2 separate regions of the Mus musculus genome follow, and region 1 is linked to region 2. The links are chromatin loops, found by intact Hi-C in ENCODE. Cell type or tissue: left cerebral cortex. All regions are shown on one strand. Links, peaks and the distances in the headings refer to the core of each region. The heading gives the core; the rest is flanking DNA.

Region 1 (2,821 bases), core at 19-2,518, 65 kb after region 2:
ACAAACAAACTTTCCTAGCAGCTCTTGTGACAGAAATTAGAATTTTCATTTGTCTAGCTTCTCAATAGACACTGGTCCCAAAATAAAGTGTGACTTATATTACGGTCTCAATAAGTAAATGAATAATATCAAGAAACAGTTAAAAAAAAAAAGGAGTCTACTCTGTCCACAGCTACCCTGTGGTCTGCAATGCTGGCTGGTCCAATGTCATGATGGCAGTTTAACAGTTTTGGTATAGAGACAGATATGTGAAAACACTCCAGGCACTCTTTTTATTCCTTAGGGCTATCCTGGATCTTCAAGTCTTGTTTCCCAGACAGAAAATCAAGATGGGTGTGACTTCTAAGAGTCTTATTTTAAGTTATCCTATAGGAATTTGAGGCAAGTAAGTCTTAATTTCAACCCTGTAGCTTTGACTTGTTTCCTTAAAAACTTGGGCATTAGGAATTTGGGTCTCTGATATAGCTGTCTTTTGTGAGACTATGGCGGGGCCTAGCAAACACAGAAGTGGATGCTCACAGTCAGCTATTGGATGGATCACAGGGCCCCCAATGGAGGAGCTAGAGAAAGTACCCAAGGAGCTAAAGGGAACTGCAACCCTATAGGTGGAACAACAATATGAACTAACCAGTACCCAGGAGCTCTTGTCTCTAGCTGCATATGTATCAAAAGATGACCTAGTCGGCCATCACTGGAAAGAGAGGCCCATTGGTCATGCAAACTTTATATGCCCCAGTAGAGGGGAACGCCAGGACCAAAAAGTGGGAGTGGGTAGGTAGGGGAGTGGGGGGGAGGGTATGGGGGACTTTTGGGATAGCATTGGAAATGTAAATGAGGAAAATACCTAATAAAAATATTTTTTTTTAAAAAAAGGAATTTGGGTCTGATAATTGTGAAGCTGTGCAGCTTTAACAGTCTGAAATTCAGGTGTTCTGACTTGGGTCTCATCGTTCGGCCACCTACTGGAGACTTTAGGTCACTGCAAGCTTCTGGAGTTCCATTTGACACACTCTATGGCATATATATGGATTTTTTTTTCTACTCCTATGGATACTATGATGTTCATATTGACACCCCCCCCCAGCTGTGATACTGTCCAAATGGACTCTACATCCTTGATTCCAAAGGACACCAATTGAGAACCAAATCGCCTACTTAGAGGTAGCATAGCCTTAAGAATATTAATGTTTCTTTTCTGTAAATGAAAATCCTAGAAAAGAACCAGGAGTCCTAACCATACCTCCTCTGATTGCAGAAGATGCACTTGGTAGTTCCTGACACAAATCCCATTTCCTTCTTTCCTGTTGCCCACTAGTTACAATCCTCCTTAGGCCCGAGATGCCACATTCCCTTTAATCCCAGCACTCAGGAGGCAAAGGCAGGCAGATCTCTGAGTTCAAGGCCAGCCTGGTCTACAAAGCAAGTCCCAGGACAGCAAGGACTACATAAAGAAACCCAGTCTTGCTAAACAGGTGTGGCTGGTAGAGATCCACCAAGTGAATCTGGGAACGGTTCATAGCCACCGCCTTACGTGCTCCTTTCTAGCATCCTTGCTAGCTCTGCAGGGCCATAACCTCATAACTGTACCCCAGTTCCGTATGAAATCTGTATAACAAACAGTTCTCCATTTACTCCAGCTTCAGTTCACTATCACTAGTCTACATTGACTTTATACTCCATCACAAGTCAGGGATGATGAGAAATTCAAAGATGGGTTAAGAAATGGCTTCGTCCCTCAAGGAGCTTTACACATTGGGGGAGACTAAAGGAAAGAAGGATTGTAAATTATAAAGGCTTTGATGGAGCCAAAAGCTTTTGAGTGAGCAAATTTAGAGTGTATAACATGGGCCACCAACGTATCAAATGGCACTCTGGAAACTTGGAGTGACCCAAAATCGCCAGTAGGTGGCCAAACGCTGAGCCCTAAGTTGGGTTAACCGAATTACAGGCTGCTAACACTGCACATCTTCACAATTATCAGACCTTCATGTCCTAATGCCCAACCAAACCAGGACAAAGCTTAGAATCACATATTCCATCAACCTAATAAAATTACTTAACTTGGTGTACTATCATAGTGAATTAGAGGGAAGATAACTTCACGGACTTCTTACACACAGAGCACTTAAAGCCAGTGGTTCAATAATTCAGATGTTCCCATAGATAACCTGACTGGGCTTCCTTTGTTACTTACTCTACAGATCTAATCACAGAAGGACAGGTACCCTCTGAATATAAACAAGAACACACTTTAAATCTTGGTCTTCTCTAGATAGCTGACTGGGGTGTCCAAGGGCTAAGATAAACTTCCCCAAAGTGGACTAGTTGCATTGCTAATAGTAGTGGTGGGATGTAAATTTGCTTGAGTATGTTGTCTTCTTGGAGTGTTTGCATCTAACATAGTTAGAACTTGGGTTGTTTAATATAGTTAAACTTGGGGTGTTTAATGACTGTAATTCAGTAATGGGACAATAGAAGAGCTCATCACATTAAAACAGAAATAACTTGGGAAACCCATCGTTTTTAATAGCCTGCCATCTGTTTGGCTCTTACCAGCAATGGATTTATCCTGCTTAGTACAGATGATATTGGGACTAAAATCATAGATTATACGACGGACTTCTGAGCTCTTTACTCTTATTAATCTGTAAACGAACATTTCCCAACATAAAAATCAATTATTTTTCAACTCTTACCCTAAGTAAGGTTGCTATGGGCACCGCATAATATCCGTTCTGGCACCAACAGATTGAGTTAAAGTCACCAGAGATCTCTCCACATTAAGAACCTCAAATACAGTTTACCAGCTTTGCCACTGTGC
Region 2 (2,821 bases), core at 316-2,815:
ATTGAAAAGTGTCAAGACTTTCATGATGGGGCAAATATAAGTTTAGTAATATGCTTCCTTTTAAAGTTTGTGGTATTTCTATAGTGAAAATATAAATGAAAAAAAAAATCATGCAGTTTCTAGAAATGTAGAAATTAACTTTCCTGATTGTGTATGCTTATTGGTAGGAAACTTAGCACAGAACAGTCTGGCTTTTGTGTCCACACTGTTTGGCAATGCAAATAAAATCAAAGGAAATGTAAAGGCCATCAACTTCCTTTTCTTTGACATTTTCCAGTTTAGTTTAATGTGAAGAGAAAGAGATATGCATAACCTTAAAGCAGATACATTTTCTTTAATACTGTTGAATGTGGTAGTACCCTGGATATGTTCCCACAAGGATGATAGTTGTACATGAAGAGCCTATGTGACTCTACCCTACACAAAGAAAAAGCATTAAAAAAAACTTATTAAAACAGTAAAAGCAAAGCAAAACAAAATCTGCATAACCAACCCCGCACATTTTGCCATAAATAACTGTAGCTTTGGCAGGATAAAGGAAGGAACTTAACATAACAAAACTTAAATTAAAAGTGTCATGTATCCAGGTGAGGTGGCACATGCCTTTAATCCCAGCACTTGGGAGGTAGAGGCAGGCTGATTTCTGAGTTCGAGGCCAGCCTAGTCTACAGAGTGAGTTCCAGGACAGCCAGAGCTACACAGAGAAACCCTGTCTCAGAAAAAACCCAAAAGTGTCCTATATATACATATACTTCTATATGTTGCCTCTTACTTTACTGTGTTTATAAATAATCTTCAGTTTAGGATTTCCTGTTGTAGAAGCCCCCGTAGGGCACAATGCATTAGCAAACTCTTCCTCTAATGAGGAGCTAATGTCTAGAGTCTTGAAGGGACTTAAGATTAAATTGGGGGGGGAGTGTTATTTAATGTAGAAACAATGGATGAAATATTTTACTATGCATTTCTTAAAGCATACAAAAGTCCATTATCACTGGGGAAATACAAATAAAACCACGACTAGATACCACCTCATTCTAGTTGGCTGACTATTGTCAAGCAGAGAAAAAGATAACCAGAATTTGTTCAGAGTGAAGAGAGAAGGGGACACTGAACACTCTTGATACCTAAATGCTCATTTCTAAAACTACTTTGAAAAATGTCACAAGAAGTTCCTCAGAAAATTAAAAATAGAACCAATGTATGAATCAGCATTCCCAGTCTGGGAATATACCCAAAGGAAATTAAATTGGAGAGTGAAAGAGAGATCTGTGCTTCTATGTTTGTTGAAGGACTCCTTACAAGAACTAAGAATTAAAACAAAGTTCGTAAGCAAGCTCAGTGGGTAAAGATGCTCGCCTCGAAGCCTGAATTCAATTCCTGGAACCTACATGTTGGAAGGAGGGAACCCACTCCTGATGTTTGTCTTCTGGCCTCCACACTAGTGCCATGGTATGGCCCTCCTTGCAAACAAATAAATAAATGTAGCTGTTTTTAAAGTATTGAAACAAACCTAAATCTCTAACACAGGATGAATACATAGCGAAGATGTGGTACACATACAAAGAGGAAGAGTATCCAACCATTTAAAAAGGGACAAAATCCTATTATTTGAGGCAGAAATGGATGAACTTTCAGGGCATTGTGGGAAAGAAGCTATGTACAGAAGATCAAATACAATGGTTAATTAAAGTGGTCACTTCAATTGGATTTGAATTTAATTAGCAGACACTCCTCAGGGAATATGTGAGGGAGGTTCCATCCATCCACAGTTATCTAAGAAAACGGTGACCATCTTGAAAGTGGGAGGTACTATACTGTTAATTTAGATGCCAGATTGAATAAAAATTTAAACACACACACAGGAAAACACATGCATGCATGCACATTCACACACATGCACAACAGAACAAGACAACCGGGGTTGCTCCAGCACTCATCTGTGTCCTGGGAGAGAATGCAAAGCAATCCGCTCCCTTCTTAGCCACCTTGTTTGGACCCCATGCCTTGTTAAATTGTGAGCCAAAATTTCTTTCTTCTCTTAAGTTGCTTCTTTCAGGTATTTTGTTAGAGAAAGTAAAAAGCCAAGTGGTACAACAAACACTGCATAATCTCACTCAGATGTGAACTCTAAAAGCAGCTCATTAGAGGGAGTGAAGAAAAGCAACATCTGGAAGACGAAAGGGGAGTGGTGGGAGAGGGTTATCACAATCAGCAGAAATAAGTTCTGGTGTTCTGCTGTACACAGAAGGGAGATCACTGTTAACCACAAGGTATTTTACATTTCAAAATAGCTAGATAGAAGCGTTGGGATCATCACAACAGTAGGTGATGCTTACGACAGTGATTTAGCTGATATACAATCAAAATGTGTATCAGACATCAAATCACACCATTCAAAGAAAAAAATGAAAATCTCTCTGTGAAATATAGGCTATAACCTTTGTTACTGCTATCAGGAGACACGTTTCTAGCAAAGCCACCAATGGATAGTCTCATATATGCTTGGGTTATCTATGTTCTTAATATTTTTTATGTGGTGCTGTGGAATGGTAATATGTCATTAACCTTATACAATCAAATGATAAAAGGGTAAATGTCATTACCCTTATCCAATCAAATTGGCTAACAAATAACATGTTGCACACGATTTCTCTCCTATGACATCATCACTATCCTTGCCTGGTCATCATATGGCCGGGTATCCGTGTCTCTTTCTATGTTGGGTGAGATATTCAAAAAGCAAAACCATGTGTCAACATCTCTCTTAACATGCCTTTTATTATATAAAATATATATTATTTGTAAAATATATAATATAGTA

The links. A loop is a pair of places that touch in the nucleus more often than their neighbours do. Peaks named below come from ENCODE experiments on the same cell type or tissue, not always from the same donor. Only the 100,000 strongest peaks of a DNase experiment are listed, where the experiment ranks them.
Region 1: a loop joins it to region 2, with 2.5 times the contacts of the local background. A loop is called at or near these places in 3 of 42 quality-filtered maps.

What each region holds. Positions count from the first base shown.
Region 1 is chr10:107,273,140-107,275,960 of GRCm38, reverse strand. All of the region lies in intron 1 of Lin7a (lin-7 homolog A (C. elegans)), which reads right to left. Among named protein-coding and RNA genes, the nearest start is that of Lin7a, 2.7 kb to the right of the region's middle. In left cerebral cortex, for the core only: CTCF peaks have their summits at 966 (motif pointing left) and 1,912 (motif pointing right); DNase peaks (open chromatin) are centred at 982 and 1,913; H3K4me3 peaks cover 605 bases; H3K27ac peaks cover 50 bases.
Region 2 is chr10:107,338,142-107,340,962 of GRCm38, reverse strand. All of the region lies in intron 2 of Lin7a (lin-7 homolog A (C. elegans)), which reads right to left. Among named protein-coding and RNA genes, the nearest start is that of Lin7a, 68 kb to the right of the region's middle. In left cerebral cortex, for the core only: no CTCF peak of the experiment used is centred there; a DNase peak (open chromatin) is centred at 1,257; H3K27ac peaks cover 873 bases.